Regions from separate parts of the Homo sapiens genome. Here region 1 is linked to region 2. Evidence: read pairs that join two places in POLR2A ChIA-PET (ENCODE). Cell type or tissue: Panc1. All regions are shown on one strand. Each heading gives the region's core, and the rest is flanking DNA. Links, peaks and the distances in the headings are about the cores only. Region 1 has its middle 5.9 kb from the start of IL22. Region 2 overlaps MDM1 (Mdm1 nuclear protein).

The links. Peaks named below come from ENCODE experiments on the same cell type or tissue, not always from the same donor. Only the 100,000 strongest peaks of a DNase experiment are listed, where the experiment ranks them.
Region 1: POLR2A ChIA-PET joins it to region 2 with 5 read pairs; 3 of 35 experiments call an interaction of 5 or more read pairs at or near these places.

Annotation. Positions count from the first base shown.
Region 1 is chr12:68,255,508-68,263,434 of GRCh38, reverse strand. No RefSeq gene overlaps it. Among named protein-coding and RNA genes, the nearest start is that of IL22, 5.9 kb to the right of the region's middle. In Panc1, for the core only: no CTCF peak of the experiment used is centred there; DNase peaks (open chromatin) are centred at 3,794 and 3,974.
Region 2 is chr12:68,320,411-68,328,337 of GRCh38, reverse strand. MDM1 (Mdm1 nuclear protein) reads left to right here. Exons shown (of 15, transcript NM_001354969.2): 3 at 1,317-1,681; 4 at 2,763-2,897; 5 at 5,098-5,265; 6 at 6,710-6,813; 7 at 6,892-6,991. Among named protein-coding and RNA genes, the nearest start is that of MDM1, 8.0 kb to the left of the region's middle. In Panc1, for the core only: no CTCF peak of the experiment used is centred there; no DNase peak of the experiment used is centred there; H3K27ac peaks cover 1,631 bases.

The DNA.
Region 1 (7,927 bases), core at 1,630-6,629, 65 kb after region 2:
TCTTGGATAGTTCTTCTTCCATTCTTTCAACTGGCCCAAGTACTAATAATATTTAAAATGTTACTCAAATCCAGCATCCTTCTTAAAGTCTTGAATGAGTTTTCAGTATCAACCATCGGATCTCTATTGCAGTGGCTGTAATTTCATTGTAAAGATGTTTTATTCATTTAAAGTTAACTCATATTTGTGGGGCAATAAATACTACATAGAATTGTTATTTTTCTTCTTTGAATAATTGTCATCTCCACTATACTCTGAGTGCTCCAAGAGCAAGAAACATGTCTTTTTCATCTTGCATCCCTAGTGTCCAGCCCAGTGCCTGAGACATAGCAGTTGAATTGAAAATGTTACAGTATGAATTGTATTCTGAAGTTCCTTGAGGACAGGGCTATGTCTCAGTCATTTTATATGCCCCAAAGTCAAAGACAGTACCAGGCCCATGGCAGATATTCAACAATCTTTATTGCATTGAGCATTCAGAATAGAAAAGTAGGAATTGTCATGCTTGGTAACATTAAAGAAGGACAGAGATTAAATCTAGAGTGTGAATGGTCAGTTCTAGGAATCAGTAATTATGTCCTGGGTTTTGTCCACAAATTAAGAGGAGAGGCCTGAACAGATAGCAAAGGCCAACATGGCCACCTCCTGGGAGGTACAGAACTGAGCAGAGGAAGGAAGCCCTGGAAGTTATTACCCGAATTCGAGAACATTGGGACAAGATGAGAATTGACAAGATTTAACTGATTCTGAGGAATAATGACTTTAAGAACATTTTCAGTAAATTACAAAATACATATAGAAAAGTGAATAAATCATAAATGCATAATTCAATAAATTTTCACAATATAAACACACGCATACAGTCAGCCAGATAGAGAAAAACATTACCAGCATCCCAAAAGTCCCATTCCAGTGTCTCAGCACCCCTTAAAGTAACTACTCTTCTGACTTCCAATGTATTAGACCAGTTTTGCCTGTTTTTTGAATTTTATATGAAAGAAATGATATTACTTGTATTTTTCTGTATTTGGTTTCTTTTGCTCGGCATTTTTTCATGGGATTTATTCCTTTGTAGTTACATGTAGCAATATAATGTATACTGTTATTGCTGTATAGTATTCCAATATGTAACTATATTGCACTTTATCCATTCTGAATTTTTCAGTGTGGGGCAATTATGAATAATGTTGTTATGCATATTTCCTTACATATCTCTTGGTAAACAAGCTCATTTCTGTTGGGTATGTGGCTAGAAACTGAATAGTTGAATCACAGGGTATGTATTTGTTCAGCCTTAGTAGATAATGCAGAACAGTTTTCTAAAATGGTTTTTCCAATTTATACTCTTTAGAGTAGCATATGAGAGTTTCATTTGCTCTAAATGCTTGCCAACAATTGGTATTGTCTGTCTTTTTCATTTTAGTCATTCTGGTGGGTGTGTGGTTTTAATTCTGCATTTCCCTTTGCCTAGTAAAGTCAAACCCCTTTCATGTGTTTATTGGATCTCTTTTGCAAAGTGCCTGTTCAAGCTTTTGTCCATTTTTTTTTCTCCTGGGTGGTCTTTTATTGATTTGCAAGAACTCTATAAATTCTGGATTTGAGTCCTTTATTAGATGTATTACAAATATCTTTCTGGGATTATTTTTGACAACAACTCACTCGTAGTGGTTCCAAAAATAGAAAGTGTCAGTAGATATTTATTGATTGAAAGAGGAAAAGATTCTACATAAAGAGATATTTCAAAGGAAGACACAGGAGGGTTTAGGACAGTTTGACCATACAGGATGAAGGCAAAAGGAGACTCATGCTAAGATTTTAAGTCAAGAACAAGACTCATTAATTCATTGAAGAGATTTGACTTGTGCAAGGTAAAACATCTAGCTAAGTTGCAGAATCTCTATTTCCTGACTCGTGGTTCACTCATTACTATTTCCATGTCTTTCTCTCAGTTGCTACATATGTTGTTCATGAAGAAGCTCCTTGTAGTTAATAGCTGGTGTTTCCTGAACGCTTACTATATTCCATGCCTGCTGAATGGTAGGAGCTTAGTAAATGGAATAGTCAAAGATATTTACTGTAACAATCATTTGGTCATCTGTGCTTATAATTCATTCAGTCATCCATAGAACTTACTGAGGGTCTATGATGTGCCAGGGACTGTTCCGGGTATACAAACTCTTTGCTTTTGTGGAGCTGATGTTACAGTGAATGAATGAATGAGAAAATGAAGGAATAAAGCACATTGCCCCCTTTCTCTCATGCAGCACCTTGTGTGTAGCTTTTTGTCTCTGCTCCATTTCCTGGGCAGACCTCGCTCAGATATTTCCTCTCATACTCATGCATTCACAAACTGTGCCTTTTAATGGATGATTCCACTTGTCTATGACTACATTATTTATTGTAACTCTTTCCTTTTCCAGCCTGTCAAATAGTCTATGCACTATTTCTATTTGGTTCTTATATTTAATTGCTTGCCCCTGCCAACTCATTTGAGTACTTTTACTTTCTCTAAAGGCATGTTAACTAACTAATATGAATACAGTTTAAATTCTAATTCTCTAATCAGCATTTATGTACATTTAATCTTTTCTTTCAAAAGCAAGTCCATTTCAGATTAATCCTGAGGTTACTACAATATAATTAATGCTATTTTTGTATTTTTTTAGAAGTAAGAAATGTGGAGCCAAGATTCCTTATTTGGCAAAATATTCCAACAGCAACAAAACAGATATTTGTTAAACAGGTTGAAATATTATTATCTTCGTTTATTTGGTTGTAAGAATATGAAAGGAATAACAAGATTGCACCTCTTTTGCAACAGGCTACATTTCAGATCTGCCCTGATTCAGAGCGACATCTTGTCCAACTAACCCAAATTTGGGATAATTTACCCTATTTATAGTACACATGCAGCCGCTGAATTAGAACAGTGACAAAGAAAAGGAAAAAGGGGCATTTTCTCAGGATTGATATTTGTGATATTTTAAAACCAAATCACCCAGGCTTTGGAACTGTGTTTGGACAGACAATACCAATTGTTGGCAAGCATTTATAGAAAATGAAACTCTCATATGCTACTCTAAAGAGTACAAATTGGAAAAACCATTTTAGAAAACAGTTCTGCATTATCCACTAAGACTGAACAAATATATACCCTGTGGTTCATATTTTTAAAAGTTTAACAGGGTCGTGAGGGTGTAGCAAATGTTTAGTTTACTTGGCCCACAATGTTCCCATCAAAGGCTGAGAGGATCTGGTAAGACAACACCAAGAATCACGGAGTTTTGAATATGAATTTTTAAAAGTTATGTTTTAAAATAATATGTAGCGTCTGCAAAATGTGAAAAATGTTAATAACTCTAAAACTGATTAGAGAACTGGGATAAAATATTCACCGATATTAGTAAATTAATTGTGTTTTGAATCTCTGGTGGCAGAAGCAAGTGTGGGTTATGACTCTTTACACCTATTTACTCGCCAAAATAATAAATGAAAAGAGAGACTGGGATGTACCTGTGGTCTTCAAAAAATCTATGACAGTAGAGGGCAGATGTTAGGAAGCTAATATCAAATTCTGTTTGCACTAGAGTAGTGAAGAATTTCCATAAATGTTGCCTTCCTCTATCTTTTAAGTTGATTTCAGTACTTAGCATTAGTAGGGAGAAAAACATGCTCGTTTACATTATGACACATTCCTGTGGATAGAGTCTTCTCTTTAAGATGAGATATAATACTGACTGAGAAGACTCAGTCCCCAGGAAGAAGGGAAAGGTGGCTATGGTTGACAAGTGTCTTTGTGGGCAGATTGTGGCAGGTGAGGTGGGACTGGTAGGAAGTTACTCTGGGTACCACCAGGGTTACCTTAGAGCAGAAGTGGGAAGTAAATGCAGTTTATGTTTGAAAACCCCAGTCTCTAGCTTTTGTTTTTTGCTGTACCTCTAACCTCTTCTCCTCACTGGCTGTGAATCACTTGCTCTTCGTGTTCTCAGGAGATGAGTAATTGAATAATCCCTTTCTCCAAGCCAGCTGGGTACTTATTCACACCAAGGTAAATGTGACTAATAACAGCTTCGCATCTTACTTCTCCCATGAAGTAAGTAGGAATTAAATCTTATACACAAGACCTCAGTGAAAAAATTTTTGAAAGACTAGCAAAAGGGTATAAAAGAAGGTCTTTGGCAGAGACATGGTCGATACTCTTGGATGTAATGAGTTCACATTACAAAGATGTTAATTCTCCTTAAACTGGTCTTTACATTAAATAAAAACCTAGTAAAAATTTCTGCCATATTTTTCCAGGAACTTGACAAATTTATCATAAGCTTTATATAAAATATATATGAAAAGTCCACGAATAGCTAAGTCAGCCCTGAAAAAGTAGAGCAAAAAACGTAAAATTTCCTGTTCAGTTTTAAAGACACTCTTCAGTAATGACTGGCTTAAGAACAAAAAGAAAAATAAATAAACCAATGGAACAAAAAAGAGGACTCAGATATATATTTCTATGTATGGGAAATTCACATATGATAAAAGACATTGTTTAGTGGACTATGTTGGGAAAACTGGCTCACTATGTGGAGAAGAATAAAGTTGGATTTCTTACCTTTCATCACATACAAAAATGCATTAAAGACCTGATTGTGAAAGGTTAAGCCATAGAATAAATAGAAGACGAGATAGAAGAATGTCTTTGTGACCTTGGGATGGAGAGAGGCTTTTCAAACAAACCTTGAAAAGTGCAAATCATATAATTATAAATAATGTCTTAGATGACATCCAAATTAAGTCTTGCTGTTCAACAAAGGCCAAATAAACAAAGTGAATTGACAGATAAAAAATTGGGAGAAGGTCAGGTGTGGTGGCTCATGCCTGTAATCCAGCACTTTGGGAGGCCAAGGTGGGTGGATCTCTTGAGGTCAGGAGTTCGAGACCAGCTTGGCCAATATGATGAAACCCCATCTCTACTAAAAATTAGCCAGGCATGGTGGCGGATGCCTGTAATCCCAGCTACTTGGGAGATTGAGGTGGGAGAGTTGCTTGAACTGAGGAGGTGGAGGTTGCAGTGAGCTGAGATTGCACCACTGCCCTCCAGCTTGGGTGACAGAGCGAGACTCCGTCTCAAAAAAAACAAAAACAAAAACAAAACAAAAGGAGGAGAGTTTGTTATGGCTACAACCAAAAATATACAGGGAACTCTTACAAATCAACAACAGAAAAAGAGCAAAGCCCGCTAGAAAAATGAGTGACTAATGTAAGTAACCAATGTATAAAAGGTGGAAACCCGAGTGGCTACTAGTGTATGAAGAAAAATGTAAATTAAAACAGTAACAAGATAGATACCATTTTAAACCTCCAAAGCCTGGCCAAGTTAAAGCTGGATCATACGAAGTGTGGAGGGGGATTTAAGGAAACAGAGGAAGCTTTATTTGCTGGTGTGAGAGTAGATTAACACTCTTTCTGGAGAGCAATCTGGCAATATTTAGTAAATGCTAATAAACTTATCCTTATGACTTAGTGGACATACTTCAAAAATTATGTCAAAAATACTCTCAAAAAATACCATAAAAATGACTTGGTTAAGGGTGTTTAGAGCTACAATGTCTGTGGTCTGGGCAATTGGAGGCAGTTCAGGTGCCCACTGTTGGAGAATGAATAAGTAAGATGTGGTCGGTACACACTCTGGAATGTCACATTACAAGCAGAGGCTACACAAAGAAACATGGACAGATGGTAAGACATCATGCTCAGTAAAAAGGTAAGAAAGAGAGCCATTCCTGTAAAATAAAAATACCTACACACACTAAACAACACTTCTTTTTGCACAGGGATGCATCGATATTCAGAAATACACATGAAACATTAGAGCCATGACCTATGGCAATGGTAGAGGTGGTGGTAGGTGTTTAGTGGGGAGGGAAGGAGAATGATGAGGGTAGGATCACACCCACGCACGTGTGCACACACACACACAGAAACTTGTATGGAACAATGATCATGTGCACTGGACTGAAGAGTATGATGAGTACAAATCTTTTTACCTGTGATACCAGAAGTCTTCTTTCTTCTAGGGAGATTTGTGTCTTAAAGAATGCATTTCCAGTCATGGATTTTCTAGCATCAGTCAATGAGTTGGGAAACTATTTTATGTATGTGATCAATGAATATTTATTTTGCCACTATATGCCAGGCACTGTTCCATGTGCTAGGCACAGTATAGTGAATGAGACAGCCAAAGCCTACTTCTGGTTGAGGATTCTGATTAGTCCTTCTTGGCATTAGATCAGGTAAATTGTTACATATTCCAAATCAACCATGGGTATGGTCTGTCTGGGACCTGGGAGGTGGGCTTTGGGGTTGCTCTTCATCTGCGGTGGCTTTGGGAGAGACTTGAAAATTCACAAGGAAACAACTGCAGAAAAGGCCCATTATAATCTGAAAGTATTTAGCATACATATGTCTCTGGTTGCTGTTTTCACAGGATCACCTTTTTGTTATACCCACAATCTCTTCCATTTTTTTTTTTGAGACAGAATCTTGCTCTATCACCCAGACTATAGCACAGTGCGGTGATGTTGTCTCACTGCAACCTCAGCCTCCTGGGTTCAAGCGATTCTCCCACCTTAGCCTCCCGAGTAGCTGGGACTATAGGTGCACCACCACCCCCGGCTAATTTTTGTATTTTTAGTAGAGACAGGGTTTCACCATGTTGGCCAGACTAGTCTCAAACTCCTGACCTCAGGTGATCTGCCCACCTCAGCCTCCCAAAGTGCTGGGATTATAGGCGTGAGCCACTGCGCCCAGCCTCACAATCTCTTCTAATAGCAAATATTTCTGAGACTCCTAGTATGACTGTTCAGAAACCCCCATACAACACCAGAGCAGATTTTCCCTTTAGTGAGTTTTAGTTAAACTCATTGAAACTTAAGATCTAGGCTCCATTAACACTATCTTCTTGATGCTTGGTCCATCAGGGGCATACAATGAATAAGAGACACACTGCTGCTCTTAAAGAGGGCTTTGCAATTTTCTGACATTCTCTTTCTGTTTCACAGTGATTTATTTTCTATTCAGGAACAATAAGCTGGTAAGCAGGACTGGGTCAAACATCAACTTTAGAAATACCGTAAAGGCTGTCAATATGCTTTTATTGAGTCCTTCCTATGTGTGTAGCACTGTTCTAAGTGTTGGAGTCACAAAGACGAAAGAGACAGAGACTCTTCCCTCGAAAGCATGTAATTCAACGATGTCAAAACTTATTTTCCCGTGGAAAGAAAATTATGTATGCTGGTCAGTTTCCCAGGCAAACCCACAAAAGCCTATTTAATCGATGAATAGCTTAAATCTAGTGCTAATAGAATTATACGGAGTTCTGGGCAAAAATGGCCATATATAATAGGAAACTGAATAAGGAAGAGTTTCATCATCTTTTCTTGGGCCCATGGTCAACCCCAAGGAAACATTTGGAACACACCTATTTTTTTTCAATTCAGAAAAAAAATCTTATTTTTATTTGACAAATAAAAATTATATATACAGTATTTATGTTACACAATATGATGTTTTAAAAATTACTTATTTTTTAAATTGATGCATTATAATTGTACATATCTATGGAGTATAATTTGATGTTTTGATATAAGTGTATGCTGTATGATACAATTAGGTTAGTTAGTGTATCCATCACCTCATGCATTTATCATTACTTTGTGGTGAGAATCTTCAAAAGCCTCTCTTCTAGCTATTTTGTAAAATACAATATTTTCCTGTTAAATACAGTCATTCTACTGTGTAATAGAACACCGAAATTATTCCTTCTAATTGTATCGTTGTACCCGTTGACCAACCTCTCCCCATCCTCCTTTCCCCACTTACTCCCCCAGTCTCTGGTAAACCACTGTTATATTCTCTGCTTCTATATCAACTTTAT
Region 2 (7,927 bases), core at 1,155-6,154:
TGTTATATGCATATGTACATTTCACATGACATCCCTCTCATATCTGAATTTTAATACTGAGAAGGTAGATGGAAAATCCATGGAGCTATATGAAATAAGATGCTGTTGCTTTGTTATTTCTAATCTCTGCCTGCTTTGTTTTGCTGTCAAATATTCTCCCTCAGGGATATGCTTTCTTGAATTGTCCCTTTGTTTGGCTCCCTACCCCTGAGGTTTTGTTCTACCTTGGGCGGACGCACTGGAGTAAGTTTCAGGCTGGTTAAGAGGTGTGTCTTTCTTCTCTAAAGTGGGAAAAAGGAGATTATGAAAGGGGCGGTGGGAAATGGAACTGCAGATGGCAGATGCAGCTCTCAGGCAGATATATCAGCATCAGGCAAGAGAGCACATGTGGAGTTGAGGATCTGGAAAATGATTCCCTTAAGCTGCCCACTTCTGTTTACCCTCCTAAAACATCTTTGTGTGCCTCCAGACAGATATCCACCCAGTGAGAAGACCTGTGGTCTAGGGAAGCCTTTTAAAAGGATAAGGACCCGGGGTGACATGGCCAAGACATCTACAACAGAGGCTAAGGAGCCCTGGGTTTTACCTCATGCCCAATTTTCTTTCCACCTTCCCTTTCCATTCTGGTCTTAATCTTCCTTCTGCACCCTGCAACTGTCTTAAAGAATGGCCCTAAACTAGGGCAGTCTCTCAGTGGCTGTCATTCTGCAGAGCTGCTCTTACCTTCATAGAAGGTTAAGTTTTTGGACATTTGCTTTCCATACAGAAATATAGAGAAATTGTATCTTAGCTGTTGTTAAAAGGGCTTATTCTTTTTTAATTCTCAGGAAATCAAGGCAGATGTAGAACCAAGATCCAGCACAGTGACATCTCATCCCTTCTCATCTTGGTCTGCTCCACATAAGAGAAGCTTTGTGAAAAGTTCCAAATTTTGACAGTACCAGGGCCCATTGTTCTGTTAAGTAGCACAGGAAAGTAATTAGAAACGAGGCAGCATGTACTGCCTGGCCTGCCAGGTCTATCACGTTGCAATTCTAGTGACTTTTGTTAGGATAACTGGAACATTTTGTGACCCCCTGATTTTTAATTTTTTGTTATGGTCAAATTTTTAATGCTTTTAAAAGCAAAATTAAATATTTTATGTTGAAAAGCTGTACTTTTAAAATCCTATAATCTGAAGGATATTGTGTGTATATATAGGTACATATATCTGAACTAAATTTAAAATTTCATTTCTCCTCCACAAGTGTTCTTAAAAGTTGTCTTTGTAACTTTTTGCTTTAGTAGCTACTATTTTTGTATACCGTGTTTTGTAGGCATCACGAAAGAGCCAAGTTTTATTTCAAAAAGAAGAGTCCCTTACCATGACCCACAGATTTCAAAATCTCTGGAGTGGAATGGAGCTATCTCAGAGAGCAATGTGGTTGCATCACCAGAACCAGAAGCCCCGGAAACACCAAAATCACAAGAAGCAGAACAAAAGGATGTTACTCAAGAAAGAGTTCACTCACTAGAAGCTTCCAGGGTTCCCAAAAGAACCAGATCTCACTCTGCAGACTCCAGAGCTGAAGGGGCTTCAGATGTGGAAAATAATGAGGGTGTAACAAACCATACACCAGTTAATGAAAATGTGGAACTGGAACATTCTACCAAGGTTCTTTCAGAAAATGTAGATAATGGGGTAGGCATATTCACTGCATTTCTTTTCAAAAGCATAGAATTCTTCATTGGTTTCATTGTCATTTCTGTAATATTACATTTTGTGTTTCAGAATTTTCCATTGTTGTTTTCTTGTCTAATGTCTATAAGAATAGTTGATAACAGGCTGTTGACTTTAGTTATTGTGAATTAGTTCTATTCTGACTACTCGCTATTTTGTAGTAGTTGTACTATGATAATCTGTTTATTGGATGGACCTCCTGCGTCTGGATTTTATTCATCATATATTAGCACCTGAGTCCTAAGGGAGAGATCAAGTTGAGACAGAGAAGGGAAGTAGGCCCTTACTTCTGGCAGGGTGCTGAGCTGACTTCTACCTAGCCCCTTTTCAGTTTCTTATCGTGTACAAGAAGACAAACAGAAATTCAATTGATGAAATGCAAAAGGAAGGAGAGCTCTGGCTGTCTCTCAGAGATCTTGCATTTCTGCTCTCTTATGTCACAGCTGGCCTGCAGCAGGTCCCTGTGAGCACATAAGCAGAGGCTGCAGGAACTTGTGTGGGGATCTCAATGCTTTCCACATTTCTTTCTCCATTCTGTTCCACTGCTCTTCTCTGGTTCATGTCCACCACTGACTGGGACCCTGAAGAGGCATTTCAGAGTGTTGGAGAAGAATCTGTAGCTTGTTGAAAAAGCTGGGGGTGAAAGGGAACAAGGAAGGTGATGTGTGAGTCTGGCAGGCAGGAGAAGGGGTGTTCATAGAAGCAGTGTGCAGGTGAGGCAAAGTGCTGGGACTTTTTGGTAATAGATTTAATTATGAATGATTAGTAGGAAAGGACTGAGAGTATTATATTTTTCCTGGGATGCCTAATAGTCCTTTGATAGAAAGGAATTTTAAATAGTTTGACACTTGAAAAAAGATACTATTTATAAGTTGAAGAAAGTTTGCTGTACCACAATGCGCATGTAGTTAACAATTTTGCACTGTAGATTTAACATTTTGTTAAGAGGATAGATTTCATGTTATGCATTTTTTACCACAATTTTTAAAAAGTTTGAATAGAAATTTTTAATGTCTTTGAGTGGATTTTGTTTTTTGAACAGTTGGATAGACTTCTGCGTAAGAAAGCTGGATTGACTGTTGTTCCTTCATATAATGCCTTGAGAAATTCTGAATATCAAAGGCAGTTTGTTTGGAAGACTTCTAAAGAAACTGCTCCAGCTTTTGCAGCCAATCAGGTAGCTTAATGGATGTAATACATTTCTGAGTACCATTATCTTATCTAGTAATGTAGATTTACATAGAATTAAGAGTTGAAAGAAATTAAGTACTTAAGTAGCCTGGAGGTAGGTTCTAGAAAACCAAAATGAGAGTTTTGCTAAAATCATCCTATTACTTATGATTTATGGTAGTAATATTATACTGTCCTAGGCTTCTGATGATCATTGTTGCCAGATGCAGCACATATACTAAATATGAGACAGGGTAATGAAAACTTGGGGAACTGGTAAGTTTTTGCATGCTACAAGATTTTTTTACTTATTAAAAAATTATTAAATTGATTTTATTCTAAAATGTTGTGTTTTGTTGACTAATATATTGCGTGTTTCCTGTATTCTAAGAAAGGCGTAACTGCTTTGAATATTTAATAAATACAAAATATGTTGACAGTAACACAAGATACGTAATTTTGTCCTTGTATCAGACAAATAGTAATAGGCATTGTCAGTATAACTATATTTGTAAAATTCAAAAGCTGTAATGATGTGGTATTAGATTTCATTATACTCCTGCACAATTTTAGTATTGAGATACCATTACTAATAGATAGTCTGTTGTTTTACTACCTTCATCCTTTAGGGAGTTCTTAGGCTTTAAACTCTCATTTATGTTCTTAACAGTACTTCTAGGCATAGACAGGAAATACCTCCACTTGGAATATCCCCAGAGACCTGTAATGGCTTAGTCTGTTTTTTCTTCTGGTCTTCGTGTTTTTCTTTATAAATACACACACTTTCACACACCCTCACATTCATTTTCTCCTGTACGTCAACATTCACTTGTATATTTTGTATAGCCGTAAGAACTGACAGGATAATTAGATTCAGCAAGACAATAACATCTAGTCATCTTACATTAAGATAGAAAAACACCAGTGATCCTATAAATTGTGGCAGCTTTGGGCTTAATTATTATTCAATTTTTAAAATACCTTTGAAATTTATATAACATTTTAAGAATCTGTGAAGTAACAAAGTGATAAATACCCTTTATTAACCTAGTAAATAGGATCAGTACTTCTTTTGCTTGCCTACAGGTTTTTTTGGAGATTAAGTGTACCTAAAACATTACTTACAACCTGAAAATTGTAATTATTCAGTTTTTTATAGAGTATTTGACCTTTAAAATAGAGCTGATTCAAATCAAAGCCCTATCATCATCAAATAGGGCTTTTACATGTCAGTGAAAGCGTTGTGTAGAAACGTTACTTTTATAAGAGAAATCACTAGCGATATATTCAGTAGTTTTACTGCTTTCTTTAATAAGTGTTTCACATACTTTTTTTAGAAGGAAATGCTCATGGTTAGTTCAAAGCATATTGAATTCAGAGTCTATGGATTGAAGAGCTTTGAGACAGCTTTCAATGCTTGTTGATAGGAAACCTCTAAAAGGGTTGTTCATTTCATTTTATCAGACACCTGCTTTCTGAAAGGATGTCTTATATTAATATGTAAAGGAGTCAGAACAGTTTTTGGCAGTAAAGTCCTTGAGGTTATACTGTACTAAAAAAGATAAACTGTTTAGATCTGATCTGTATGAAGATGTACTATCCAGCATTACAAAGCAGTAATATAACTTGACTGAGTTCCCCATCTTTTCCATTTGCTTTCCTTGTAATCAGTGGTAATATGCCGTGAAATAGAAACCATATTGTGAAGTAGTAAGTATAAAAGGAAATATTTAACAATAGAAGTGTAGTAATTGCTCAGAACATTTTCTTTGCCTTAATAAAATACGCTGAAAATAAGCCAAGGGAAGAAAAGCTAAACAAATTGAACATATTGGGTATTCAGAAATGTGAAGAATTTTCTATTAAGGCAGGAAGAAAAAAAATCATGTCAGGGAGGAAGAAAAAAACCTGTAGAACTGACAACAGAGTTGCCTTAAAGCTAATGTCTATGTCATATGAAAATATGCCAACGTTTATTTTGATTATAAGCTATATTTTGATTACAAAACTGTTATTCAAAACATAGTAATGAGTACATAAAGTTGACCTTTGGATGTTAATAATATATGTGAAATGAAATTAAAATCATATATAACTTTGCTATTTTTTTGTCCTGTAATTCAACTTTATGTTTTGTTAAGTAATTGAAGACCAAAGTTCCGCATATTTAATCAACAAAACTAAACTAAAATAATTTTTGTTTTAAGGTTTTCCACAATAAAAGCCAGTTTGTTCCACCATTCAAAGGTAACTCAGTCATCCATGAAACTGAATACAAAAGAAATTTCAAGGGTTTATCTCCAGTGAAAGAACCAAAATTAAGAAATGATTTGAGAGAAAACAGAAATCTTGAAACAGTGTCTCCTGAAAGGAAGGTATTCATCAACTTTTAACCTTACAAAACAAAATCCCCGTTATTTTAGATTCTCCACGTTTTCGTTTACTTACTACCACCTGGGAGTTTTTGGTTTTCACTAGTTCATTAATTCATTTGTTCATCAAATGTTCATTGAGCCAGCTACTAGGAGCAGACATGGGTTGGTACTGAGAATACAAGGCTGGCAAATAGCCCCAAGCAGCTCTTGGGCTAGTGGGGAGACAGACATAAATAAAAATGATACAGCATGATGAGTACTTAACAATACAGGAAGTAAGTCTAATAAGTTTAGTATCAAAGTCAAGTAAGTTTAATATCAAATGACTGGATTTACAGTAACCTCCAGGGGTAACAGTAGTGATAGAAATACTTATTTTAAGTTATGGAAATTAAACACATACATACTTATATGTATTTTATTTTTATTTATTTTTTTCGAGACAGAGTCTTGGTCTGTCGCCCAGGCTGGAGTGCAGTGGCACGATCTCGGCTCACTGCAACCTCTGCCTCCCGGATTCAAGCAATTCTCCTGCCTCAGCCTCCTGAGTAGCTGGGACTACAGATGCACGCCACCATGCCCGGCTAATTTTTGTATTTTTAGTAGAGATGCGGGTTTCACTGTGTTGGCCAGGCTGGTCTCGAACTACTAGCCTCAGGTGATCCGCCTACCTTGGCCTCCTGAAGTGCTGGGATTACAGGTGTGAGCCACCACACCCGGCCATCACATGTATTTTAAACCAAAGCTTTAGCATGCCAAATTATAGCCAGTATAATTCACATGATTTACCTCAGAATATACAAACAACTGCTTCTGTGTGATATTACAGCCATTTAATTTGCAGAATCAGGCTAACATGATTATAAATTACAGGTAATTGGGGTATAAATACTATTTTTGAATCTCCTGGAATGTTGATACCCGATACTTTATGGTCCTAAAAATAGAAAGTATGTAATTACAAGTAAATATGACTAAAAGTAAAATGATGTATACACACACACATATATTAGGCCTATGATATTATTGGAGAAAAAAAGAATTGTTATTCAGTAAAGCGATTTGGTAACTAATTCATCAGGATCTTATGTTTAATTACTGTAACGCAATTGTAAATTTAGAATATCAAATTCAGTATGTGGTAACATTATTTAGATATGTATTTGTTAACTTAAAAATTTTCTTCCTTAGCCAAAGATCTAAAATCTTTATTGTTAGAAAATGAAACTATATCCTCAGCTAAACTTCAAAAATAACTAACCAAATATACTAAAAATTTCAAAACTTCTTTGTTGATTTCTTATGGTTTTTATTTTCTTTAGTATCTAAAGCTTCTAAAAATAGAAATGTCATTAAATATTCAAGTCTAACTTTATAACATGCATGTTTTCACTTTAATGTGTAACATCTTAAGCATAAAAAGCTTAAATGATTTCCATTTCAGAGTAATAAAATAGACGATCGTTTAAAATTGGAAGCAGAGATGGAATTAAAAGACTTACACCAGCCTAAAAGGAAGCTTACTCCTTGGAAACATCAAAGGCTTGGGTATGTATTTTAATAGGAAAATATGGTATTTCAATGATTAACATGGTGAAATATTTACTTTCATTTCATTTCTATTAGGAAGGTGAATTCCGAATATAGAGCAAAATTTCTGAGCCCAGCTCAGTATTTATATAAAGCTGGGGCTTGGACACATGTAAAGGGAAACATGCCAAATCAGGTGAGTGTACATGACCTCAATAAGCCTACATGTTCTTTCAGCCTCTGTTAACACTTTAATTTCACAACGAGTTCCTTTTGGTAATAGAGACCACAATTTAAAGAAGTATGATATAATAATAGCACTAATAGTATCAGGAACTTATGTATTAGAATGTAAATTATCATTTTTTTTAATGCCACTGGCTCTTCAGAAATTAATATTTATTGAGGTCTTTTAAGTTTAATGCTTTTTACCATCAAACATTTGATTGTGTTAATAGTCAATTTATAGAATTGTATCATTATAGATTCGATTATTTCATAACCTCCAGACCTCCACTGTCTCAACTGAAGATTAATTTTCAAGATGAAATAATTTATCTGATAGTGATGCCCATTGTCAATGTGTACTATTACAGTTTGTAGGCAAAAGAAAGGTGAAGTTTGTGTTGTTAGAGGTGTGAGCTACAGTTTTGGGGTACTCTGACTTGGGAGAAACTCTGGGGATCTGAAGATAGGTTTGAAGGGAAGGGTAATTCTAGAGTTGAGAATTGCTACTTTAGTACTAGCTTCTTATACTCAAAGGATAGAGAATGGAACCTTTTTGTTATTGTATTAATTAGCATCTTTCAAATCATATCTTGACTTTTTTTTGCCTTTTCTGTGAGAACAAGCTAAATTAAAATGTTTCTGTTTAGACATAAGTAAACATCCCACTTCCCCCTGTCATTGTAAACAGAAGGATAATTTGGATGGGGAATGAGTCTTTTATTTAGCTCATTACTTAAAACCATGGCCCACAATTATATATAATCAGCCTCTGGGGGAAGGGGCTGGTGCTCGGGTGCGCTGAGCTGCTGGTTCTTTGAGCTGCAGCTCCCAGACATATGTCCTGGCGACTGCCATGCTGTCTGCATATTGTTTCAGGAGGTCACTTGATTCCTTCCACCGTGGC